Linked DNA regions of Homo sapiens: region 2 is linked to region 1. Evidence: read pairs that join two places in POLR2A ChIA-PET (ENCODE). Cell type or tissue: OCI-LY7. All regions are shown on one strand. Each heading gives the region's core, and the rest is flanking DNA. Links, peaks and the distances in the headings are about the cores only.

Region 1 (5,641 bases), core at 290-5,289:
GCCCCGGGGAGCATCTCGCAGGCGGCCACCCCGCCAGAGCCACCGTCCTCTCTCAGTGCTGGGTCACTGCATGCATTCAGGGCTGAGTCTCCACTCCCCACATCTGCCTTTAGAGTCAGAAAATCACCCACTGGCATTAACCAAGGCCCCCGAGTCAGTTCTAGGGCTGGAAGGACCTCCTGAGACCCACCTGTGCTCATTCACTTATCCGCTCATCACTCACTCATCCGCTCATCACTCACTCATCCACTCATCATTCATTCAGCAGTGGTTGTGGGTCAGTGACACACCCAGCCCCGAGCCAGATGCTGCAGGTACATAGCTCAGGAAAGTGATGCAATCCCTGAATGCCTGGCCTTGGTGTGCCGAGAGACAAGTGAAATTTTCCCAGGGCCACGGTGGGATTCAGAAGGTGCAGCGTGCCCTGCCAGGGGGAGATGGCAGAGGCATGACTGTCCGGGGCAGACAAGACAGAAGGATGAGTGGCAGTTAGTAGGAAAATACACGTGTCCAGGGCAGAGACTCTGGCCCTAGGAGGCCTGGGGGTGGCAGGGTGAGTGCCCAGGAGGGGGACGTGCCTGGCACTCACACAATGAGTCGGGCAGGGAACGCGGCTGGACCCAGAGGGCCTGGAGGCTGTGAGGAGGGTGATCTGCCCCTCTCTGTAACAGGACAGCCCAGGAGGGTCTGTGCTCAGGGGTGCCACATGCCCCTTATGCTCCATCTCACGGCTGGTGCCAGCAGACCTGGACTCTTCCAGCTTCCCCAAGCGGTGCGGGACTGCCCGGGATAGAGAAGCATGCAGCGACCTTCCAGGCTGCAGCAGCAGAGGGGTGGGGGTGGCTGGGCCTGCGTGGTGGCCGCAGGGGAGAGGGACGTGGATGGAGGTGAAATGGACAGGTGTGTGGATTGCAAGGCAGCCTGGATGTGGGTGTGGGGGGCGTCATGGTCTTCCCTGCCACTGCAGACGAGGCAGCAGGCTCCTGGGGAAGCTGGAAGAGGCAGAACTGGGCTGCTCTGTTCTGAGGGCTTCTGCCCAGAGTTCCAAGTTCCAGGAGCTTCTAGGGGCTGGGGCCTGCCTGCATAGTGAGGGGATGAGTCCAGGTCTGCGGCACATGGCCTCTGCCGTCGGCCTTGCTCTCAGTGCAGAGCCGGCCTCGTCCTCATTGTGTGGCTCAGGAGATGGAGGCCCAGAGAGGCGAGGCTGGCACCTGCACAGGCCAGCTGCATAACCCAGGTCCAATTCCAGGTCCCAGAGCCAGGCTGCATGTTGACCCACTGCCAGGGATGACGGGCAGACTGCTACTCCCAACAGTGCCTCAGCTTTGTCACCTGGAGGGCAGGAGGGCAACAGGACCTGCTTGGAAGCTGAGAGTCCACATGCCCAGCAGGCATCCCGCCCTCCTCCGCCTCTTGACAAAGCAGGCCGGTCATGCTTCTGACACCAGGGCCGTGAGGAACGGCGTCCCCCTCCCTGGGTCCGTAGGCCTTTGACAGGTGGGGATGCCTGTCCCTGCTGGGCCCCAGGTTTGTATTTGCAGCCACAGAGCAGAGCAGGGAAGAGCCAAACTGACCCACCAGGAACCTCAGCTCTTCCCTGTCTGGGTCCTGCCCTGACCACATCCGTCACTGTCAACACCGGGAGGAGAGTGTGCGGCAGCCCACGCTCCCTGATGGCAGCCTTCCCCAGAGAGCCAGGCCCACCCCACCGACCCCAGCCTGGGGTCTCTCAAAGGCTCTGGGCACTGCCTTGGCTGAAGCCAGTCCTGAGCTCCAACTTAGGGACAGAACCGGCCCACCTTGGTGGATGGGGCTTGGCAACCTCCCAGATTCCCGAACACCCCCATAGGCCCCTTTCAGCCTCAGGTTTGGAGAGGCAGAGGGGGAAAGGTCCCAGCTAGCCAGCCAGGGGCAGGGAGAAGGTGTGCTGGTCTGGTCAGTTACCTCCCTGACTTCCTCATCCATGTGGCAGCTGAAGCCTGTGACAGGAAGAGGCAAAACAAAAACCAAACCTGTCCCTAAAGGTTAAGCTTATTGGTCCTTACGTGGGGGTGTAAAGTGTTTTATTCAGGTAAGCTGACGCATCCTGTTAGCTGAGCTAAACCAGACAGAGCTGACTGGAGGAGGCAGGGCTGATTTGAAAGATGAACCTCCAGCCGAGAGCGCCTGTGAGGATGCTTGGGGGCATCAGGATCTTCCTCCTGCAAAGCTGCAGGTCCTCATGTGCCTGATGCTCTCCCACTAATGGTTAGCTCTGTGACCTCCTCCAGGTTGCCTCAGTTACCTCAAATGTAAAATGCAGAATGAAGTCCCCCCTCCCCACCGCAGATGGGACACAGGTGAAGAAAGGTGGTCCGGTGACCTGCCCCATCCCAGGTGGCTCTTACTGAAGGTCGGCTTCTATTGTTAGGCCACGTGCACGTCCTTTACCTGGAAGATGATTGAAACCTGCACCTGGACAGTGCTACCAGCTGTGGGCCACCAGCTCTGCAGGGACCCAAGGCCCCAGTGCAGGCTCAGAACGAGGCAGAGACAGTACCGTGAACTGCTCCAGGCATCCACATTCTCAGGGACCAATCACCCTCCTCCGTGCCTGTTTGGGCCATCATGGGAGCGATTCAGGGCTGCTCAGGCCTTGGTCCTCTTGTCCTAAGGGAAGAAAGCTGAAAATACCTAGATGTCTAGATGGCCCTGGATCCACAACAGTCTCCATCAGGAGCACAGGAGCTGTGCATGACCACACCACCGATTTCCTCTTGGGAGACTTCTAGGGGTGGGGGGCTGTGGTAGCAAATACAGAGTGTGTATTACCCCAGCGTTAACCACGCAACTCCTAGCCTGGAACACTTAAAAGAGGAACCTGCCACCCTCCATGAGGCTGGAGAATCAGCGGGAGTTTCCAAAAGGCAGCTTTGGTTTAAACCACAAGATAATGGAGGGATTTGCATTTTGCTGAAGAAACCCCAAAGTGCCCTCCGACATTGTTTCAGTTCTGATTTTTTGTTCCTTTTTGAACGTCTCCTCTTGAAGCAATTTCTGGCCAAATCACACAAATAAAGAGCTAGAGAAACGGGTTACAGCTCGCTTCCCCAACTTGTTAATTAGGTTTGGAAATGTCTAGAGGGACTTGAACTTCAGTGACCAACCACCCTGGTTTGCCCTGGGGACATGGGACTGTCATTGCTAATACTAGGACAGTTCCAGGCAAACCGATGGGATGGTCAGCCTGCCTGCACCCTGGTCATTGTCTTCACCCATTGTTCCCTCATAAAGGTTGATAAGCACCTCACCTTTTGTAGTTGGTGGAGTCGCTGCTCCACCCCTCCTTTCCCTCGGCTGTGATGACTGGCAGGTGACTAGCCAATCAGATTCTTCCCTAGGATTCTTCGTTGGGGATTGGTGGATCACATCCTCACTTGCCCCCCTAACTCACAGAGTATGATGGAGGTGACTTAATGGTGACCATGGCTGGCTGGGCTCTCTCTGCCTCTGAGAGAGCGCTCCTCTGTAGAAGGAGAGAAAGAACCCAGGCAGGGACAGTGTGTGTACGTGTGTGGGTGCGTGCATGTGCGTGTGTGAGCCTGCAAACCCACGTGCCCACCCCCAGCTGTCTCTTGTCACTGCCATGACCAGATCGGGGTGCTGGGAGGATGGAAGAAGCCGTGGTCCCGTGCTCTGCCCTCTACTGTAGCAGAGAACCCGCTACACAGAGGTGACTGTGCAGGGGTGAGGGAGGTGGCGGACAAGGTATTTATGTGCAATAAATATTTAATTCCACCCAGCGCTCCTCCCGTAGCAACGTGGATCCTAGATTAGTTTTATACATTCCACCCACATCACCATACCCTTCAGCAAGGTTGATCCTGTCCTAATGCGAGTTTAAAAATTAAATCCACTTCGATGAACAAATGTCCTTTGCAGCTTCATCCCATTCTTTTATGCAGAGTAAATATGTTTGCACAATGGCTCTGGGAACAGCGCTCCAGAGCGGATCACACACGCGTACAACCCGGCTCGCGGCCCTGACTCCATGCATTATATATGACAGTCCCAATCCAGTCTCGCCACCGTGCTGGGGAGCGGGCAGCAGCTTGTCAGCGCCTTTAAATCAAGCGCGAAGCAGATTGTGAGCTGGTTCTGGGGAACAAAAAGCAGTAAAATAATTTGGGATTTTGAGAACCATTAGTTTAACTTAGGTGAGAATACGTGCCTGGAGTTTTCTCATCTGTTCATAAGCTTTAAAAATATACACAAAGCTGAACAACAAAAACAACCACCACCAAAAAAACAGCAATTGCCCCTTCTCCAAAACCGACCCTGCTTCCCAGTTTGTTTTTCCCGGGTTTGTGGAAGGTGACAGTGACCTCTCTCCTACACAGAGCTGTCGGTGGAGGCTGGAGATTTGGTCGCGCCACCGTGTTCTAGGGTTTGGAGACTCAATTAAGATATTAAAAATAGGACTTGGGGCCAGCAGGGTGCTTCCGTGGAGCTGTCTTTGTTTATGTCTTCAGCAAGCGGCCTGTGAAAGCCCCTCCAGTCCCAGGGAGGCTGGAGAGTTCTAAAGGGGATTATCTGCCTCCCGGGGTATAAATTCCAGTTTACTCTGACACAAACTATTACCCTGCAAACACTGGCCATCCGTCTTCAGGTGCCCGGCAGATACTCGGCGCCGGTGCTATTATCTCTGGGAAATTAAAGTGGGCCGCAGGGTGAGGGATGCTTACTGCTGGAGCCCCAGGTTCCTCTGCCTCAAGGCCGACGCTGACCTCCAAATAGTCCCAAGCATGAATTGGTTTGTCTCTCTGGGTGGTGATGCCCGACGTCCTCACTCTCACCCTCTGCTCCTTCGTAAGGGTTGATAAGCACCTCACCTTTTCTAGCTGGTAGGGGGCTTTATAAAGGGCAATGTTGCTGCTGCCAGCCCAGGGGTCTGAGCAAGGAGGAGGTGACAGTGCTGGGACAGAGGAAAGGGGAAGGAGAAAAGAAGGAAGGAAGAGGGGAGAGGAAGAAAAGACCATGTTGCATAGCAGAGCAGGGCCTGTCCCACCCTGCTATCCTGGGCTAGAGAAAATCCCCCCTTTAAAGTATTCAGAGTCAGGCTCCCTTCCTCACCATCTAAGAACCCCTGGGCCTGGGTGCTGGGGGAGGCCCACTCGGTACCTTCATCCCAGCACTCTTTGTCCAACGTAAAGGCTTTGTTGAGATGTAAATCACAGACCATAGAATTCACCCTTTTATTTTATTTTATTTTATTTATTTTTTAAAGACAGATTCTAACCCCGTTGCCCAGTCTGGAGTGCAGTGGTGTGATGTCAGCTCACTGCCACCTCCACCCCCCGGGTTCAAGCAATTCTCCTGCCTCAGCCTCCCCAGTAGCTAAGGTTACAGGCATGCGCCAACACGCCTGGCTAATTTTTGTATTTTTAGTAGAAATGGGGTTTCACCATGTTGGCCAAACTGGTCTCAACCTCCTGGCCTCAAGTGATCCACCCACCTCGGCCTCCCAAAGTGCAGGGATTACAGGCGGGAGCCGCTGCGCCTGGCGGAATTCGCCCTTTTAAAGTGCACAGGTTTTCTGTATAGTTACAGGATCGTGCAGCCATCATCATATTCTAGTTTTAGGACATTTTCATCACCTTAA
Region 2 (5,641 bases), core at 374-5,373, 170 kb after region 1:
CCCAGGCCCCCCTTCCTCGTGTGGCCTGCTTCACACCCAGGTCCCCTTCCTCCCCGCAGGGCTCTGGGCCCAGCCACTGTCCCCACAGATTGCGGCCCATACTCCATGGACACCACAGCCAGCAGCACGGGAACAGAAAACTAGCCTGGAAGGACACACGTCCACCCGCTGTCAATGGCTAAATCAGGAGATGAGATCAAAGGTGGCTATAATTTTACTGTAATTTTATTTATTTTCCTAATTTTCTATAACAAGATGTGCTGTTCTGATCATTAGAAAGGGCAATGAAATATAAATGTAAATTAAAGGACACAACACATTGGAAAAGATGAACCACTCAGTATGCAAACTCCCATGTGGCCAGGTGACCACGGGGCCCCACAGCTGCGCGCGTGGGGATGAGAAGGCTCCACTCTGCTTCTTCTGACCAAGAAAGGGCAGTTTGTGATGTGGGAGTCACTGGGCCAACTGACTCGGCCTGAGGGATGCTGTGTGGTGAGCAGTCACCGATAATCATCAACATATTTAACTTCCTTGTTTAGTTTTTAACAGTGTTATTAAAACCATAAAGCATACTGCATCTTCAATAATTAATTCTGCTAATCTCGTTTGTGAAACAGACTCAGCATTAACGGAATAATCAAAACCAAAACCACAGCAGGCACTTACAGAGGGTGTGGGTGCAAATCAGCTCACACTCATGTACACGCACGTGTGCACGCACGCACGCATTCTGAGTGTGTTCTACTTCCTCACACCTCCCCCCTCCACACAGCTTAGACACAGATTGGATTTGTCACCAACTCGCTATTTCCAGGCAGAATCTAATTTGGCTCCACAGCTGTGCGCGCACACACTGCAAACGCGTTTGCTCACCACCTCCCTTCTCAGTGTGTGAACACTAAAAATACACACCACGTACCCTGCCTCTTCGCTTCCAACCCTGGGGACGCAAGCGATGGCCTGGAGCCCGGCCCAGCCCTCCTCACGGCTCAGCACGCAGGCCTGACTTCCGGTAATTAATCAGCACAACCTAATAAATAGCTAATATTCCTACTCGCGCAATCGCCACTCGTTGATTAAAATCCATGATGTTAAGGGTGTCCAGAACCCAAGAATGACCGAGCAGTCCAACTGGAGACCAAACGGGTCTTCATCAACAGAGCCAGAATGAGTCAATGCCGTCCAACAACAACCCCAAAGAGCCTGGGCCTGCAGCCCTATCCGCAGGGTGGAGGTGGGGAGAGTATGGAGGGATGAGGTGGGCAGGGCTACTCACCGGGGGTCCGTCAGCACCGGGCATTCCTGGAAGGCCTGGTTTCCCCAAGGGACCCTAGAACAAACCAGAGACTCCATGAGGAGATGCCCTCCCTAGGCTCACCTGACCTCTCCGTCGGCCACCAAGGTTACTTTTCAACATTTCTGCCCACACAGCATTTGCTGAGAAGTGTGGTCAGAGGCACTGGGTCCCTGGCTGTGAGGCGTGCAGCCACGGTAGCGCCCAGGAGGAGGCGGCTCCACTGTTCTCAGCACCTTCAGGTTCTGCTGTAGGAACGGAATCAGTCCACCAAGTGCCCCCATTCTTCTCCACATCCACCTGCTGCATACTGGGGCCCGGGGGGGCATCATCTGGCCTCCTCTGCTCTTACAGTGCTGTGCCTTCTTCAAGTGCTCCCACCACCCTGTCCTCCCTGGTCTGTTCACATCAACACCCCAGGGCAGGGCAGGGCATCCTGCAGTGCAAGGCCCACAGCCTCAGTATCCCATAAACAGCAGCTCCTGGAAGGTCCCAGGCCTGGCAGCAGCCCAGCCCTCTGTGTTTCTCAGGCCCCCCGGGGATTCTCATGCACTCAGAACCAGCCCCTTGGAGGTGTTTTTGCTGATCGCAACCAAGGCACTTGGAGCTACCTGAACTATCTTGTGCCTGGTTAAGCGACAAGCTCTAGAAGGGCAAGCACTTCCAGCTCTCGTTCCAGGGCCTAGGACACAGTAGGCTCTGGAGATACAGTCAAGTTGCCAAATTTAGCAAAACTAGACTAAACCAAAATAAACAACAACAAAACAAGATGCCCGGTTAAATTTGAATTTCAGATACACAATAGTTCAAATTTAACTGCATGTCCTGTATTTTTGTTCCTTGCTAAATCCAGCAACCCCTATACATACTAGAGAATGAATGAATGAATAAACGTATGAATCAATGAGACACGGATCCAAAATCCTCCTCATGCTTCTGGCCCAGTTCTTGGCACTCTGAGCTTTGGCGTCTCTTGGGAGCACCAAGATATACATTGAGAGCTGGTGGATACCAGGGGTCCTCCCAGGGTGGGGCCAGGGAATCCACCTGCAGGCGGGCAGTGGCCTGCAACACAGCCCAGGCCCACCTACCTTTTCTCCTGGAGGACCAATTGCACCCTGGGGGCCTGGAAGACCCTAAGAGGGAGAAAGAGCCAGAAAGGGAAGGTGAGGGCGCTGATTGACTCAGAACCCTCCCCTGCCATCTGTCCATCTTCTCATTGATGTCTCCCTCATCCAGGCACCAACCCAGGTCCTAGTCTCCCTCCAGATAAGGGGAGGGGCTGCTACTTGGAGGGGACAGAGCTCCCCGCTTCCTCCCAGGGCTCCGGACTGGAGACGTGTGCCTCCCACGGCCGGATCCCTGCGAGCTGCCTCTCTCAGGCTCACTTACCTGGGCGCCTGGATTACCCTGCTGTCCTGGGGGGCCAGGCTCTCCCTGGGGACCCTACAGGAGACAAGAGCAAAGGCACTGAAGGGGGCTCTGGGAACTGTATCCCCTTCCTGGGTGTCGTGTGCCCCCTCACTGGCCTCCCATCCTTTCAAACTGCTCCCCACTGCCTAATGCCAGCGGGAAGGGAAAGGCGGCCGGGTCCCACCACAGAGAGCAGCCCCAGGACTCAGCGCCTCTGAGGCTGTGGAGGTTGACTCTGATGGAGTGAGCACTAACTCGTTTATGCAAATATGCCCAGACATCCGACCAGGAAGGAACACGTGAGAGGAACTGACCAGAAATGATTTATTGGGCAGAAAACTCCCAAGTCACCCCATCATGCTAAAGTCTCCAGGTGCCACTCACCACTGGAGGGTGGGCACCACAGCAGAGGGTCTGCAACCTGCCCTTCATGTTCCCAGCTGATGTGGACAGCGATGGACCTCCCTAGCCAGGCAAGGAGTGTGCCCAGGGAAAGTGCCCCTGAAGCCAGGCCACGGGACCCCAGGGACTTACCACATTTCCTTTTGGCCCCGGCTGGCCGTCCATACCCGTGACACCCTGTGTACGATTTTAAGAAGAAAAACATGTAACTGAATGCGAAAGAACTCACAGTGCTCAAGAGGAAAATCCCACTCAACTCAGCTCAGACGCCCATCCCACGACGAATCAGAGGACGGGATGCTCTCTGGGGAAGGGAAGGACCTGACTCCAAATCCCTTCCCAGAGGTCCACTGATCAGCCCCAGTAACCCTCAGCTAAAGGTTAACTGAACTGCCAGGCCCTAGCATTCCACGGGGCAGGCCTCAGGTTCTAGAAAACCAGGTCACGGGGCTGGGAAGGCTGAAGGGGGCAGGCCTGGCCCTGGGGGAGCTGCCCACCGGGACACAGCCCCACTGGAATCAAGGGCTTCAGCCTCCTTCCAGAATGTTCACAGAAGCTGCTGGAAGTTCTTTCTAGCAGGGAAGAAACGTGACATCCTGGGTTTCTGCTTATAACTGAAATAGCACATGCTGTCTGCCAGGAGGAAGTGCAGCCAGGGTGAAGCGGAGGCGTGAGGCCGGCAGCCTCGGGCCTCCACCTGCAAGGCCACACCTGCTGGGGCCGTGTCTACAGCGTCTGAACATCAGTGTCCCGCTCACGCCTCACACTGGCAGCAGGCAGGCGCCAGAGGGGCCAGCACGGACTTGCTGCCCCAGTGCCCAAGCGTCCACCGGCTGGGAGGCGGGGTCTCAAAGGCCGAGATGGGGGCAGACAAGCAGGGCGGTAATGGGACTTACGGGAGGTCCGGGAGGACCTGGGGGCCCCTTCGGCCCAAGCAGACCACGTGGCCCCTGTAAGAGGAAAGGGAAAATAGGATTTAAACTCGGGCAGAAATCCCAGCCCTCCTCTCTGTCCCCTATGCCCACTTGGCCCTGACTCCACCCAGAACCCCAGCTGGTGACTCAGGCCTCCTGGCCTCCCAGGAGTGAGGCCCAGACTCCCTCCCAGCCTGCTGCGCTGCCTCCCTCCACCCCACCCTGGTGTTGGGAACCAGGGGCAGGTGTCTGGAATTGGTGAGAACTCAGAGAGGACACCACAGGGCACCCTCAGGGAAAGGGGGGCTTTCAAGCTGACCGGCTCCTCTGACACTTGCTGGGGCAGGTGAGCAGACGCTCCCCCAGAGAATCACCACGCTATAACATTCCACTGCACGGAGCCCTTGTGCCCTATCCTCATTACCGGCTCGCTCCTGAATTCCCCTCCGCAGCGACATACGATTGTTTTTATGATATCACAGGGTCAGAGGGTGCGGGCAGGAGAGCACCAGGTGAAACTAGTCCCTGGTGGGAACCCCAAGACTGAATGTGCAGAAGGAGGCGTGGGGTACAGATCTTTTCCAGGACGCTACTCTGGGCAAGAGCTGGCACGCCCTCTCCGGTCGGCGAGGCTCGTGCAGAACCTCCCCTTTACCGCAGGTGGAGTGAGATTCCGGGAGAACTGCCTGCCACAGGGCACTCACACCCCCCACCCACGGAGAATTACAGAGGCTTCACCCCAGGTACGTGGACTTCAAGTGCCCTTAATTTTGACAGAACCTTTTCAGATTCTGTAGAAGAGAACTCCTTCCCCCACTTACTGCCTCTTAAATGTTTCCTTCGTTATTTTAATACCTAGTTATAGCAACATTTCTTGGAAGCTAACAGCCCAGAAGGTATTACTTGGACATGTGTTAAGGAGAGAGTGGAGTTCATGAATTCTCCTTAGAGGCTAATCAGACATCTGGGGTATAATTTAGTCCCAAATGAGTCTGCAGGCACCGACCCCTGCCTCCTCTATGCAGTGCCTGCTATATTTCTCATCAATTAGCACCACCTGACGCACGCAGCCGGGCTGACTTGGCTACGAGAAAAGAGATGCTTTAAAGCAACAGTAAATGAATAGTAATTAATGTCCTATCCATCAGGAAATTTGCTCTGGGCCTAAATATATGTCTGCTTAGGGAAGAGCTTTCCCATGCCCAGGGCTGGGGCAGAGTCTGCTGGAGGAATCTGCCTCTGGAAGGGTGGCCATTGAAACGGGCCCAAGCTCGGGCTGATTCAGGTGTGTGACCCCCCCCACAATGCCCCTGGATGCCACTGTGCTGCCCCGGGACCCCTCACAATGCACTCAGATCCCCCACAATGCCCTTGAACCCCCCATGCCGCCCCCTGACCCCCTATAATGACCTCAGACCTCCCATGCTTCTCCCTTGACCCCCCACAATGCCCTCGGACCCCCTATGGTGCCACTGAACCCTGCCATGTTGCCCCTAGACCCCCTACAATGCTCTCAGACCCCCCACAATGCCCTTGTACCCACCCATGCTGACCCTGGACCCTCCCAATGATGCCCCTGTACCCCCCACCCCCATGCCCTCGGACACCCCACACT

What was found. ChIA-PET counts read pairs that join two places held together with the same protein. Peaks named below come from ENCODE experiments on the same cell type or tissue, not always from the same donor. Only the 100,000 strongest peaks of a DNase experiment are listed, where the experiment ranks them.
Region 2: POLR2A ChIA-PET joins it to region 1 with 5 read pairs; 1 of 35 experiments calls an interaction of 5 or more read pairs at or near these places.

Annotation. Positions count from the first base shown.
Region 1 is chr9:134,934,223-134,939,863 of GRCh38, reverse strand. It overlaps LOC105376314 (a long non-coding RNA gene), which reads right to left and starts at 3,340. Exons shown (of 4, transcript NR_188683.1): 1 at 3,291-3,340; 2 at 2,431-2,649. It overlaps LOC124902302 (a long non-coding RNA gene), which reads left to right. Exons shown (of 2, transcript XR_007061846.1): 2 at 1-3,074. In OCI-LY7, for the core only: no CTCF peak of the experiment used is centred there; DNase peaks (open chromatin) are centred at 2,123, 2,453, 2,953 and 3,343; H3K4me3 peaks cover 2,698 bases; H3K27ac peaks cover 4,047 bases.
Region 2 is chr9:134,764,102-134,769,742 of GRCh38, reverse strand. It overlaps COL5A1 (collagen type V alpha 1 chain), which reads right to left. Exons shown (of 66, transcript NM_000093.5): 21 at 4,009-4,062; 22 at 3,245-3,289; 23 at 2,690-2,743; 24 at 2,389-2,433; 25 at 1,280-1,333. Among named protein-coding and RNA genes, the nearest start is that of MIR3689C, 82 kb to the left of the region's middle. RefSeq lists an enhancer at 2,927-3,186. In OCI-LY7, for the core only: no CTCF peak of the experiment used is centred there; DNase peaks (open chromatin) are centred at 2,982 and 3,772; H3K4me3 peaks cover 3,357 bases; H3K27ac peaks cover 1,242 bases.